4 separate regions of the Homo sapiens genome follow, and all the other regions are linked to region 1. Evidence: chromatin contacts called from ENCODE Hi-C or POLR2A ChIA-PET data. All regions are on one chromosome and are shown on one strand. The core of a region is the stretch at or near the end of the contact, and the rest is flanking DNA. Distances in the headings are between cores, read along the strand shown. Region 1 holds the start of LINC01825 (long intergenic non-protein coding RNA 1825). Region 2 holds the start of HECW2-AS1 (HECW2 antisense RNA 1). Region 3 overlaps HECW2 (HECT, C2 and WW domain containing E3 ubiquitin protein ligase 2). Region 4 overlaps STK17B (serine/threonine kinase 17b).

Region 1 (3,515 bases), core at 530-3,029:
GGTAATATCAAGTTCTAAGCCAAAACCTTACAGTGTAACTTTTAGAAATTCTTGTATCACTGCGAAGTAATTTAGGACCAGAGCAGGGGTGGCTAAATACAGCCTGCAGGCCAGATTAAGCCCACAGGGATATTTTGTCCACACTCAGCTCCCACTGAGAACAAGCAACAACCTTCAGCTGTGGGCGGACGCTGACTCACAGACTGTGTTGCTACTCAGAGCCTTGCCAGCACCAACTAGCTCCAGAGAGATGGGATAGGGCAGTGTCAATCTGGCCTCCAAGGCCCTTTCTGGCTATTATCCCCTGGGACTTGATGATTCAGTACTGCCACAGATCCTGGATTTGTTGGCTAAGCACACCCATGGAGAGAGGCATGGGAGAATGGAAAGGTAGCTGTAGCAGAGAGAGGAGAGTAGCAGTGGTGCCTTAGAGGATGCTTCCTCTTCCTTTGCAGGATTTCAGTCTCATGAGAGTGACCCTTCTGTGTGTCGATGAGTCGCCAGGGAGGGGTTTGCGAATGCTGGGTACAAGTTTACCTGCTGACTGCTGCCCCTTTCAGCAACCTGTTGCCAGTCATTTGTTAGGAACCACTGTGATCTCTTGTAGCTGAATCAGACACCCACAAGAGACCACAGATACGCCTTGCTCTGCCACGTAGTGGGAAAGAATGTCTCTCTTCTATTTTGAGTTACACTTAGATTTTTTGCTCGTGGACTCTTTCCCCCCTGTGACTTAGACATGAAAACTTGTGGAGCTGGCATGGGGACAAAGCAGACATGACATTGGACTCAGAGACACCACTCTCCTCTAGTGGCCAAATCTTTGTGTCTGACTTCTTGTTCTGATAGGATGAGCTATTTTCCTTTCTTCTTTTCTTTTCTTTTTTGTATTTTTTGCTTTCAGCCAACTCACAGCAGGATGAATTCTTTTCTAAGGGACTCATGGTTGTTCACACAAAATGACCTGTGGATAACCAAGCTACTAGCTTGCCAGGCATATCTATATTTGTTGGAACCTCGGGAGTGGGCACAATTTAACACAAATGGAAATTTGAATACACAAGTTATTAATGAAATGTCAAATCTACCCTTTACTGTCCTTGACTCTATAAGATGTAAATAATTAGAATTCTAAGATTTGCCTGTAATCTGGGAAATTTATTTTAGAAAAATCTCTCTGAATATGACATAACATGGAGTCAAATGTCAAGGGAGAGAAAAAAATGGCATAGATGATATGGGAAGAATGGTAGGATAAAACATTTCAAAGAAATATTTTTAACCCCTTCTGGCTTAAGAGGAAAATTACATTTTTGCAAAATAGTCACAACATGATGCACTGATATTTTGTAAATAAACTGTAACTTTAAATTTAGTTTTAGAAAAACCAGTGTGGACAACAGAAAACTTCGACTTATATAAAACTATAAAAGAATGTTATACTATGTTAAACTATAAAAGAAAACCAATTGTAATACAGTATGGAGAAGACTACATACCTAATTGTATCAGTCTCTTTTCACTTTCATTTTCAAGGTTATCACCCTTCAGTGAAGATAAACACTACTAAAAGCTTGTCAGCTCTTTTTGAGACAGGATAAAGGATTTGTTTCTTTGCCTGTCTCAAGGAGATAGATGTGGACTTCAGTGTCCTTCTATAAAGCAGTCGAAGAGCCTAAACAAGATGAAGTGGCAGCATGTTGATGGAGTATATTCGAAGGTGACAAGCAGCCTTGCAGACAGTTCTGCAAACAAGACTTCAGAGAGCTCTTACGATAGGAAAAAAAAAAAGTGCCCTTCCAAGGTTAGAAGTTAGGAATGCATTGTGCCTTTAAGAAGGCCAGCCCACAGATGAGGACGTGGAGTTTTCTTTTGCCTGAAGGGCATTTTCTTTTTAAAAATGATAGACATATCCTAAACATTAATTTAGAGTTTTCAGAGAATGAAATAGGCTTCAGAATTTTTTTTTTAAAGATTAGAATCGGAGAGTTCTTTTACAGGAAATACCACAATTTACAATTTCTTTGGCAAAGTGTGAACTGGGTAGCTCTTTGAACATTAGAGATGGTTAGAGCTGTGAAAGTTTTAAGATATTATCTGGTCCAATTGCTTCTTTTAAGAGAATAGAAAGGTGAGACCCAGAGAGTGTTAAATAACTTGGAGTAAAAGGTAAAAGGGATAGTGTGTAGGCAGGACCAGACTAATATTTTTATTTCTGGTCTTGTAAGTTTCATTGAATCATTCTGTGCAATACTGAATATACACTATGTCATGCAAAATTACAGAACTCTGTGTGTGTGTGTGTGTGTGTGTGTGTGTATGTGTGTGTGAGATAGAGAGACAGAGAGAAAGAGAGAGAGACTAATCAATAAGCCTGTTTGGCTACCATGTAGTGGCTGCCATTTTTTCCTTCTGTTTGGGCTCCCCGATGGGTAGTACTTTTGTGGGACATTCTCTCCTAAAAACACATGGCCACCATTTTCTCTATATACTTCATTGGAGCCCTCAAGGTGCTAATAGTGTCCTGTGAACTGGGGGAAATTACCTCTACACTTCTGCTCCTTTTTGTCTTAAACTCTGTTTGAATGCTCTATGGGTAGACTTTTAACATTTTTTTATAATGTAAAGTTTTTGGTATTAGCTGTCATGGAGCATAAGACTAATTTGATTTCCTCCCACTCTTCTATTACTGTAATTTCCATGGCTCAGTGGCTTCTGGCATCCATACAATGGACAGTTGGCAGGAATTAGAGTGACGTGGGGGACTGCTTGTTGCTTACTGCTTGAGTAACTTTTATTATTTCCAGTGGGTGCAAAAGAAATCAAAGGGCTATAGCTATATATGCATTTTTTTCCTTGGGTAAATTTGGGCCTCTAGGGGAGTCAAGAGTCTTGGCAAGAAATCTATCTTGACTGGCCAGCGATTGATACAAGAGTGGGTTAGGGAAAAAACCTGTGCTATTCTCTTCACTTCTCCTGCCATGTGATCCTGAGCAAGCAACTTAATTCCTTAAAAATGTACTTTTGTCATTTGTGATACAGGAATGATAAGAGTAGCTCCCTCAAAGGTCTGTTTTGGATAAAAAAAGACTGCATTAAGACATCTTGTATCACACTGCCTCAATAAACATTGTTATCAGTGTTCCCTACTATTCCTTTCAGCAGGCAAAAAGACTGGCAAGGATTAGGGGTTGCAGGGAAAATATTTGCAAATAACATACAATAAAAAACTTAAATCCAGAATGTATAGAGAACTCTTACAAAAATAAGAAAACAAATGGCCCAGTTCAAAAATGGGCAAAGATTTAAGTAGACACATCATCGAAGAAGGTATGAAAATGGCAAATAAAGATGCTCATTAATCACTGGGAAATGCAAATTTAAATGCAGTGAGATAGCACTACATACCAAGTAGAAAGGCAATAATCAAAAAGACGTAATATCAAGTGTTGTGAAGGATGTGGAGGAACTTGAACTTTCTTCAGTGCTGGAGGGAATGTAAAATGTGAACTGGA
Region 2 (3,515 bases), core at 698-3,197, 730 kb before region 1:
ATCAGTTGTCTTTAACAACATTTCTCAAACTTGTTATGTTATTCCAAACGCTGGGTGGACTCATGAAAATTTGTAAGAGTCACATCTGTTATTTTTCCACTCTAAAAGGAAAAAGAAATATTGCGGACCTATAATGTTGACGTTAGTCACTTTTATTTTAAACTTAAATGTGTACAAATATAAAATATGTATAAACCTCTTATGCTTACAGCTTTTATAAACTACAAAACCAAAAGACATACAAATTAAGTTAAAAACTAGAAAAAATCAATAACATTTGAATTAATGCTATTAATATGAGGATACTTTGTTTTTCAGAAGCCAAATCACCAATGTTGAGACCATTATTGGTGGAAAGACACATTTGCACCTTTCTGTGCTTGTGTTTGACTTGATTCTTTTGATTTTTTGCATCTCTGGCCTAGCATGTGCCTCCTTGGAATTATCAGTCATCATTTTTCCTTCTTAACAAAAAGCTTATTTTTATCTACTGATTCATTGGTTTGATAAGCCAATTCATTTAATAGTGTAACCTGAAATACAATACTGAAGGATAAAACATATCATTGAATGTGCCTTGGGATGAGTGGATTCTACCACCACTTTTCTATTTGCAAACTATTGCAGAGCTTTTGTTCTTAGAATAAGCCAGGATATCTTTTATGCATTATTTAGCATGAATGCATAATTTTCTTTTTAAATCCATCTCTTTTATTTTCTCTTTAGCCTGTGGTAATTTACATATACATTACTTAACCCCACTTGATCATTTTCATGATGCAAGTTAATACTGTAAGAGAAAAGGTTTTTTTAATTGCTAAGCGAAGTGTGCGTAAGTGGCAGATGGGGACTGGTGTTATTATCATATTGAACATCAAGGCCCTGACAGCCTAAGGGCAGCCAGGTGTGTTCGCCGTCCCTTTAAAAGCTCACCTCTGATCACTTTGCACCAAGTGCCCTATAAATACAAACATGGGACCCGAAGTCATATGGCAAGATTCAGTCATAAATGTCATCCATCTCATCTAAAATATTATTATATTGTTTCATGTGCTTTGATCATCGAAGTGAAGACACAAAATTTAAAAATTCTTGCAGAGCTTGAGCTTATGTATGCAAATTTCTAGTAGACCAAGGATGCCAGTTTGAGAATCACTGGTCTATAGCATATTGGGCAAATACCTGGTAACCAAGAAGTGGTTCCTTTGTTTTTCTCAGAAAAGATTGGTGACATTTCCAGGACGTCTGCTGACTTCTGTCTGTTCCTCAGCCTTGATCTGCTCTCTTTACAGGCAGTAAACTAATGCCTTCTTTGTTTCTACGTGAAAGGACTTTATAAAGAACTGTTTAGACCGGGAGAAGGTATAAAGCCTAACCACGCTTCAATTAAGTGAACAGAAGAATTTAAATATTTTCACATCAAATGAGAATTACCTTTTAACTTTCTCTCTTCCACTGCACTGTAAGCTCCTTGAAAAGGGACTTTCTCTTACTCCCCATTGGATTCCCAGCGTGTGGTACCATGACTGGCACACAATAGGCACGCAGAAAATGTTCACTGAAAGAATGACTCAATATCAACATAAGAAAGTACTTACTGGTGTGATGTACATCAGACGACATGTTCCAGTGTCTGGTTCCTGAAAGCATATGACCCATAGCTTGTCATTGTGATGAATTAGCTGGCCTGGTAGAAAATTGGTCTCAGCCTGCCTCTCATATGTTCTTACCTGAAAAATCAGACCAGTTGCCTTCACAGACTGCTAGTTTTTATCTGGAAAGTGATGAAAAGTTTCCCATTTGGCATACCTCCTCTGGTGCCTTTGTCCTTTCTTTTTCTCATCCTATCATCCTTGTGACTCAAGAAGCGATGATGTTTTTCTTATTCACAGGAAACTTCCAAGCCGCAGACCAGGGCCTGATATCTACCATCACTCAACTCCTTCTGTGTAGCTCCAGTTAAGGAAGGAGGGGAGAGTGCTCAGCCTGTTTGTTTTTTGTCTTGTTCTGTTTGCCTGGATTCACTGTGTTGATAGACAAAAGAGATAAGCTGCATATTTGTGGGAGATAGCTTTTGATTCTTCAAGATCAAAGCATGGTGTTACTGACCCTTATAAGAGTAGTTCTTTGGTTAAGTTATTATTCATTTTTCTTCAAGATAACTTTCCTCTGATTTAGCTTTTATCAGCCAACATTTACATCTCTTATCAGAAAAACCATTCACCAGATAATGGGCCTGGGTTTCCATCACGTGTTTCAGATGTATGATTCCAAAACTTGAGGGAAAATGTTCTGCCTGGTTCAAGCCTTCACTGAAATAACCTTAAGCAGAGAGAGGCTGGCCTTCTGAGCAACTCCTTTACGTACATGCCTACCACTAATTTCTAATAGTCTTTAAAAAAAAAATAGTAGTTAGCTGCTGGCAATAAAGTACAGAAAGGAAAGTTTGGCAAATACTAAAGATTAGCTGCTTCATCTATCATATAAAATGGATCTAGCCAGAAGAAACCAAGGACTGAACTCTGTTTGTCATACCTCATAAGCTGTGTGGCTAAGGGCAAATCCATTGACTTTTCTATGCATTAGGGAATTTTTCATGTGAACATGAAACCTTGCCTTCCACCTCAGTGCCTTCAAGTCAGCAAGCAATCTTAAGAAAAATATTTCAAATTTGGGAATATAAAAATCAGTGCAACTTGGCCAGGCATGGTGGCTTACGCCTATAATCCCAGCATTTGAGAGGCCAAGGCAGGCAGCTCACATGAGGCCAGGAGTTTGAGACCAGCATGGCGAACATGGCAAAACCCCATCTCCACCAAAAGTACAAAAATTAGCTGGGCGTGGTGACACATGCCTATAATCCCAGCTACTCAAATGTCTGAGGCAGGAGAATCATTTGAACCCAGGAGGCAGAGGTTGCAGTGAGCCAAGATCATGCCACAGCACTCTGGCCTGGACGACAGAGTAAGGCCCTGTCTCAAAACAAACAAACAAAAAAATCAGTGGAACTTTGTGAAAATATCAAGTAGAAAAACAAGTTGCTTGTAGATAAGAACTAAATCTAAATAAATACTTGTATCAGTGATTGGTATTTTACTTTATGGTATAGGAATCAGAATATATTGTCCATAGCACTCAGAATAAAATTGCATATTTGCATTATCCTGTATATTCCAATGAAATAGAATGATTTTAGTACCATAATTTGTGTTTTTATATTTTTCTTCATCTTATAAAAGTTAATATGGTGTGCTTTGAAATAGCATGATGTAAATAAGGGAAGAAAGCAACTAGGAAAAAAATTATTAAAATTGTATTCATATAACAAATTGAAAATAGTGACATGATGATGACTCATCAAACAAAAAAGAAAAAAGCTGGTATCACATTTACCTATAACAAAATAATGGTAGAAATAACTCACCTTGTGTTTGATATGTATATGTATATATACATTTGCACAGGTATGCACACAATCTATTTCACCAACTGTTGTAGCAAAGTATTTCAGTTTT
Region 3 (3,515 bases), core at 394-2,893, 700 kb before region 1:
TCTACCTGTGCTCCAAAAAAGGTGTGAATGAGCAGAGAGATTTCAGCTCCACTTTCTTTATTTGCATACATCTGAAACATGATATATAAATTGTTCCTAAAATAGAATAGTTGAGTCAAGAGAAATGATGGGAAAATTTATAGTCAGAAATTTACAGGATGGCTGCAAATTCCATGCAAGGTAGAATTAGCCCCACAATACTAGAGATGTATGTATTCAATTTAGAAATACAAAAATAAGGCCAGGCGTGGTGGCTCACACCTGTAATCCCAGCACTTTGGGAGGCTGAGGCAGGCAGATCACGAGGTCAGGAGATTGAGACCATCCTGGCTAACTCATGGTGAAACCCCGTCTCTAATAAAAATACAAAAAAATTAGCTGGGCATGGTGGTGAGTGCCTGTACTCCCAGCTTCTAGGGTGGCTGAGGCAGGAGAATTGCTTGAACCTGGGAGGCAGAGCTTGCAGTGAGCTGAGATCACACCACTGCACTCCAGCCTGGGCGACAGAGCGAGACTGGGTCTAAAAACAAAAAAAAAATACAAAAATAATCCTAGAGTCTATAAATACAAATACTTTAGTTGATTAGTTCATCACCAACTAAGATCACATTTTATATTATGCTTTGGCTTTTTACAAAAAGTAGGTAGTTTCTAAGCCCTATCTTGTAACTAGTGATTTAATTTGGTTAGAGCTGGAGGTTTTGCTTTAGTCATGAAAATTTCCACACAACTTAATCTGGTTATCTGCCTTTGCAAAGTTGTGGGGAAGGGAGATCGGCAGTGGTGGAGTGGCTGAAAACTGAGTCATCTTGACTGAATGTGGCGTGAAATTGCACGCAGGGGTTGCCTATTTCTGCTGGGCATCAGTCTACTAAGAAGTTGCTTCTCTAGGGTTGAGGTCAATGAAATACTACATATTCTCCAGTGAATTATTCTACGTATTTTCCAGCTCTATTATTATACTGCACATTCTCCAGTGTATTATTTTCTTTTGAATTAAAAGTCCTAGCAACTAAAGTTATATGATTTAAAAAGTTACCTAGATGCTAGGCATGGTGGCTCATACCTATAATCCCAGCACTTTGGGAGGCCAAGGTGGGAGTATTGCTTCAGGCGAGGAGTTCCAAACTAGATTGGGCAACATAGTGAGACCCCATTTCTATAAAAAATAAATAAATAAATAATTAGCTGGTTGTGATGGCTTGTGTCTGTAGTCCTAGATACTTGGGAGGCTGAGGCAGGAGGATCGCTTGAGTCCAGGAGCTCAAGGTTACAGTGAGCTACGATTGTGCCACTGTACTCCAGCCTGGGTGACAGAGCAAAACCCTGTCACCCTGTCTCTTTAAAAAAAAAAAAAAACTGGATTAGACTGTTGTGTTCTGATAAGGCGTGGGGCCACTAATTTCTTAATACCCAAAACATTAAAGAAATAGTGGCCTGCGTAAAGAGAGGAGGTTTACACTGTGATTGCCCTGCCTCTTTTTCTCCATGGCCAACCCTGTAAAAGGCACCTTTCTTAAGAAAGAATGAGTTTATTATGTGTGAGGTGCCATCAATATGACATCAATCATGTCTTGCAGAGCCACACTTTGACTGGGGTGGAGATGTGTACAAGCAGTTTTAGTTTGGGAGTTTAAGAACTTCCTGTAATATCTTCCTTTTGAGCTTTCTGTAACTCCCCTGAGACAGGCAAATGAAAGCAACTAGGGAGGATGAGATCTGAAGGAGTTTTCTTCAGTCTCTGCTTATAAAGTAACCAACCAGTTCTTACATATGACTGGTCAGATCCTCACTAGAAGCTGTTTGAGGCCCTGAGCTTGGTCATTAATTTCTCAGAAATCTGTGAAGCTTCAAGGTACACTTTATGGTGTTCCCTTTTTTTCTTCCAAAAAGAGACATTCACAGGATAACCTAAATTACCCAAACCTTTCTAAAGAAGGATGCTTCTGTATCTAGGCTTTGGTTTGGTAGCACCTGGTAAGACTTTGTTTATCATATCAAAATACCTTACTCACCTACCAGGCTTTCTTAATTGGCTCAAGAACTAACACCTTGCTGCTATAAATATCTGAGGGTGAATCAGAAGGTGTGTAGGCCATGTGTGCCTGAACCAACTTGTAGGAAATGGTGTGACTTCCCAAGGCCATCATCTTCTTTCATTTTATAGTCTGCTTTCATTAGAATACTTAGTTTTCAGTAATTCTTAGTTGAAAATAAAGAATGGGAGAATAAAATTTGTTATTTTAACAAATTTTGGGTGCCACTGACAACTTGGGTGGAGTGCCAACCCAGCCATGTGATGATATTTAAAATGCTCTATCAGCACTTGGGGCTCCAGACTACATGGCCACCCTGGAGACATCTGTGCTTATTCGGAAATGCCCTCAGATGCAGCTGTTGTGCGGCTACACACCCGTCGTCCAGAGTTTTTATATTTCCGTGCCAAGCCTTTAGCTGTGGAACCAACCTAACTGGCAAAACAGGAATGTAACAGACAATCCCTGTGATATGAGTCATATTAACTATTTATATGAAAGAAGTTGCTAAGACATTACAGGAAGCAAAGGCATGATGTACCCTGCTGTGACATGTTTTACTGAGTTAGCTAGGCTTATTTATAAATTGTAATCTACAACCTGCTCTCAGATAGGCAGTTCTAAGCTTTGGATTATAATCAAATCAAAGTTTAAGACTATTTTGGCTTTAGAGGTGACTCCATCAGTGCTTCTAGAGTTAAAAGTCAGCAGATAAAAACTTGACCAGTTGAAGACACATTTTCTCCTAGAGGAACTAACTGTTAGCTCTGTTTTTGCTTGGGAAAACAAGACTTTTCATTTTCAGTTTAATTCCTCAGGGAACATTCATCTCATCTTCAGCCAGATTCAGCTATCATCATAAAAAGGGAACTAATCAGTGAGGTCAGTCTTTGTTGTTTTAGCAAACTTTACCACCTGAGAAGATATTACATGTTAAACTTTCTAAGCATAATTTACTTGATGATTTCTGACAATGTTTTCAAATTGAGCAACCTTTCAGGGATTGGTATAACCTGTTCATGTCATTGAATCAATATACCACTCAAAGGCAAATGTGCAAATCTGCTAGATACCAAATAACAATGTAAGCAATGTTGATTTTTCTTTAGAAAGCATCAAAGAGCTCCACTCATTGATTCAACAATATATATTGAGCCCCCACTGTGTATCAGGCTAGGTACAGATATAAAAATGAGTAAAACATGGTCCCTGCCCCAGTGTAGTTACAGACTAGTATGTATGTATAGGGGAGGCAGGCACATAGACAGATAATTGTAATGCACTCTATAAGTGCAGTATTATTAAAATACTCAGAGGTAAAGCTTAAAGAAACCCTGATACTTCTAACTGAATGCCACAGTTTAATTTTAAGCAGGCAAAATCCCATTTTACTTTTACCAGTTGTCTGTAAGAAAACTGACTCCTGAAGTATTTGCCTCATGTTTCAGCTGTCTCCGACCTTATCCATTGTATGCTCTA
Region 4 (3,515 bases), core at 551-3,050, 630 kb before region 1:
TTTAGTTCTGGAGGTAAATGTTTTGTTGTATGTTAAATGGTTTACTAAGTCCATATTTGTGTTGATAAATGTGCAGCAAAACAATGTGATTGATTTTTGTCTTTGAAAATCTCGATGTGAGAAGAAAAGTTGACTGAATCATGAAAAGTAATTTCATTCTTGGTGGCCTTTTACCTTAAGGGCAGAGGCAAGTCCTGGCTTTTTCACGTTGCAGATGTTGGATGCAGCCTTTCTTTTGCAAAATAAGAATTATAATATCTGGCCAGGTGTGGTGACTCACGCCTGTAATCCCAGCATTTTGGGAGGCCGAGGAGGGTGGGTCACGAGGTCAGGAGTTCGAGACCACCCTTGCCAACATAGTGAAACCCTGTGTCTACTAAAAATACAAAATTAGCCAGGCATGGTGGCGTGTGCCTGTAGTCCCAGCTACTCAGGAGGCTGAGGCAGAAGAATCACTTGAACCCGGCAGGTGGAGGTTGCAGTGAGCCGATATCATGCCACTGCACTCCAGCTTGGGCAACACAGTGAGACTTTGTCTCAAAAAAAAAAAAAAAAAAAAAAAAAGAATTATAATATCTACCTCACTGACCAAGAATTAAATACAAAAGCACATTTCATAATTCCTGGCATACTAATTTAATGTGCAAAATATTTGGGTGTTTTAATGGTGTATTAAAAGATAGAGTTTTTAGAACCTTTTAAAATGTTTTTAAGAAATTGTTCTAAATCTTAATTACTTCATTTTGCATTATAATAGGAAGAAAGGTTTTTTTTTTCTTTTTTTCTTTTTCTTTTTTTTAAGTTTCCTGTATCTCACATTGAACCATAGAATCTCTGCATTGGAAAGACTTCAGTGGTCCGTGGTCTTACTAATACAATGTTTGTATGCAGCGCAGCAATCTTTCCTATAATTTCCCGAACAAACTGTTATCCAGCCTCAGTTTGAATGCTTCAGCGATGGGGAAATGAATATTATGCAAGTCTTGAACAGTACACACAATAAAAGTCACTTTCTTTTCTATTTTTCTGAGTTACTATTTGATGAGTAAATTTACTTACATTTTTTAAATTAACTTTTCAAAATTGGGGACATTATAGGAGCTAAAAAATCTATAAAGTATTTTTGCTTTGAGGGCTTTGGATAATTTAAACTTTGAGGATGATATTAGTAATTCTAAATTGCTTTATAAATGAGGTGCCACCATAAATAAAGTTGAATTAGGCATACTTTTTAGAATTTTAGATCAAAAACTCATGATAGAATTTGATTAAAGCAAATTTAGATTGATTGCTAAATTCCCATTTTAAAATATCTTTATGAAAGAGACCAAGTAACATCTTTCTTTTGAATTGATATGGGCTAATGAGTCACATGGTAAATATTGATATGTTTAATTATTAGATCTTGATAAATTAGAAATCATGGCTTTTCATCTGCCAAGAATGTACTGAAAGTTCTTTCAATATTGTTACCAATTTTAATATCCTATGCTTTTGTGAAATGGAAATTAGAATCATAATCATTTCTTCTGAGGTTTGCACATTTTGAAAGTTATCTTTCTGAATCAACTTTTTTATTTCAGAGTGTTAGTGTTTAATAATTCATTTTCCTTTAGCAAATTAAAGGAAATTATGTAAAAGTTAACAGTTCATTTTTTACTATTCTCAAAAAACTTGAATTGTTCCTGTTTTTTAACATGTTGGGTAAGTTTTTTCTACCCCTCCCCCAACTGAGGCAAAGGTTTCATAGGACTTCTTGTGGTTAGAAGGGTGAGGCAGATTCAGAAATAAACGTCAGCTTCCTTTGTGGCTTACCCTCCCGCCTCCTTTCACATTTTATTGTGTATTCTAGAATGCAGAAGGGGAATGCAGAAGGGTAACTACTAGACCTTTTCGCTGCTGGGAAATCTAGTTAGCCTTGCCTTTTTAGGGTATAACTTAAGGATTATTTTTAAATGCTTTAACTTTTCTTAAATGTTTCAATTACATTTGGAATAGAAACATATTTTAAAGATCATTTTTTATACTTTTAAACTATAGCATTTTAGAATGGAAAACAAATATTTGGTTTTTTTCCTAAGTCATCTGATAATTATGGTAAAAATGTTTACCTTCATAGTATATAAATGAATACACACGCACACATATATATAATTTTATTGGAATCTCAATCTTTTAAGAAATACAAACACTTTAAGTACAGGATACAGAATAGCACAGTATATGGTATTATAGTGGGTACATATTTCTGGCATTCATTCAACAGATATTTCAGTTCCTATTATGTGTTAACAAACTGTAGATTTTATAATTACCATAATAATTAGGACAGATATGGTCCCTGCCCTCATGGAGCTTTTACTTAGTGGTGAACGTTGACAAATAAATAAATCATTATCCACATCATTTGGTCACCTTTGCCCTGGATTAATGAGTACTATACTTGTTTAAGAAAGCCTCTTGGGCTGGTGCAGTGGCTCATGCCTGTAAAATTTCAACACTTTGGGAGGCTGAGGCAGGAGAATCGTTTGAGCCCAGGAGTTTGAAACCAGCCTGGGCAACATAGGGAGACACTGTCTGTACAAATTATGTAAAAAATTAGCCAGGAGTGGTGGTGCGTGCCTGTGGTCCCAGCTACACAGGAGGCTGAAGTAAGAGAATCTTCTGAGCCTGGGAGGTTGAGGCTGCGGTGAGCTGAGATCCTGCCACTGCACTCCATCCTGGGTGATAGAGTCGAGACCCTGTCTCAAAAAAAAAAAAAAAACAACCTCTTGGTAATACCTGGAACAATTAGATAAGAAGTGTTATTTACAGATAAAATAAATAATAAAATTATTGCAGAACTGAATTGTCACAAGCACTACTATAAACTGTTTTTTCAGATGCACAGTTTTCTTGGCTAACTAGTTTCTGTTTCCTAAATTTTACAAGTGAATTTCTTTATAAAGCCCAAAATTTCCTTCCTGTTTTAGTCAAGTTTTTGCTTCGAAATCTAAGTAAGAATTGATAGAAGCAAGTGAGTTACACTTCTTTAACAAAACTGTTTTTTTGTTTTTTTTTTTTTTGAGACACAGTCTTGCTCTGTCCCCCAGGCTGGAGTGCAGTGACGTGGTCTCAGCTCACTGCAACCTCCGTCTGCCGAGTTCAAGTGATTCTCCTGCCTCAGCTTCCTGAGTAGCTGGGATTACAGGCATGTGCCACCAAGCCCGGCTAATTTTTTGTATTTTTAGTAGAGACGGGATTTCATAGTGTTAGTCAAGATGGTCTTGATCTCCTGACCTCTGGATCTGCCCGCCTTGGCCTCCCCAAGTGCTGGTATTACAGGCATGAGCCACCACGTCTGGCCCAACAAAACTATTTTAAAGGGAGGAATTGTTTTATAGTGATTAGAACAGAAAGTTAGGAATTCACATTTCACAGTTTTATTCTTGAGGCTCCGATTCCATTTATGAGCTTTCATGAGGTATTTAATCTTATTCTGACTCAATTTATCCAGTATAAAATTTATGAAACAC

What was found. Hi-C counts contacts between places; a loop is a spot of excess contacts on that map. ChIA-PET counts read pairs that join two places held with the same protein, here RNA polymerase II (POLR2A). Pooled maps may share reads with other maps.
Region 2: a map of CD4-positive, alpha-beta memory T cell shows a loop between it and region 1 (2.6-fold over the local background). The contact joins the promoter of HECW2-AS1 here to the promoter of LINC01825 in region 1. A Hi-C loop is called at or near these places in 3 of 168 maps with a recorded cell type or tissue (CD4-positive, alpha-beta memory T cell and naive thymus-derived CD4-positive, alpha-beta T cell) and 8 of 50 pooled maps. POLR2A ChIA-PET finds 5 or more read pairs at or near these places in 3 of 52 experiments (activated CD4-positive, alpha-beta memory T cell, activated T-cell and activated naive CD4-positive, alpha-beta T cell).
Region 3: a loop to region 1 is called in a pooled map, with 3 times the contacts of the local background. The contact joins the enhancer-like site here to the promoter of LINC01825 in region 1. A Hi-C loop is called at or near these places in 1 of 168 maps with a recorded cell type or tissue (GM12878), 3 of 37 single-sample maps with no recorded cell type and 10 of 50 pooled maps. POLR2A ChIA-PET finds 5 or more read pairs at or near these places in 1 of 52 experiments (OCI-LY7).
Region 4: a loop to region 1 is called in a map of natural killer cell, with 4 times the contacts of the local background. The contact joins the enhancer-like site here to the promoter of LINC01825 in region 1. A Hi-C loop is called at or near these places in 1 of 168 maps with a recorded cell type or tissue (natural killer cell), 3 of 37 single-sample maps with no recorded cell type and 8 of 50 pooled maps. POLR2A ChIA-PET finds 5 or more read pairs at or near these places in 7 of 52 experiments (CD4-positive, alpha-beta T cell, activated CD4-positive, alpha-beta T cell, activated CD8-positive, alpha-beta memory T cell and 2 more).

Annotation. Positions count from the first base shown.
Region 1 is chr2:195,531,228-195,534,742 of GRCh38, reverse strand. It overlaps LINC01825 (long intergenic non-protein coding RNA 1825), which reads right to left and starts at 1,779. Exons shown (of 3, transcript NR_186609.1): 1 at 1,500-1,779. RefSeq lists an enhancer at 580-629.
Region 2 is chr2:196,258,456-196,261,970 of GRCh38, reverse strand. HECW2-AS1 (HECW2 antisense RNA 1) reads right to left here and starts at 1,947. Exons shown (of 3, transcript NR_110226.1): 1 at 1,731-1,947; 2 at 1,599-1,640. All of the region lies in intron 17 of HECW2 (HECT, C2 and WW domain containing E3 ubiquitin protein ligase 2), which reads left to right. RefSeq lists an enhancer at 1,279-2,478.
Region 3 is chr2:196,232,124-196,235,638 of GRCh38, reverse strand. The region is part of intron 21 of HECW2 (HECT, C2 and WW domain containing E3 ubiquitin protein ligase 2); the gene reads left to right. Among named protein-coding and RNA genes, the nearest start is that of HECW2-AS1, 26 kb to the left of the region's middle. Within about 2 kb of position 1,643, at least 20 of the 41 ENCODE cell types and tissues checked have a DNase peak (open chromatin) inside an H3K27ac peak, as active enhancers do; they include GM12878 and OCI-LY7, where a contact is called at or near this core.
Region 4 is chr2:196,158,561-196,162,075 of GRCh38, reverse strand. All of the region lies in intron 2 of STK17B (serine/threonine kinase 17b), which reads left to right. Among named protein-coding and RNA genes, the nearest start is that of STK17B, 11 kb to the left of the region's middle. RefSeq lists an enhancer at 2,566-3,066. Within about 2 kb of position 1,800, at least 13 of the 41 ENCODE cell types and tissues checked have a DNase peak (open chromatin) inside an H3K27ac peak, as active enhancers do; they include CD4-positive, alpha-beta T cell and natural killer cell, where a contact is called at or near this core.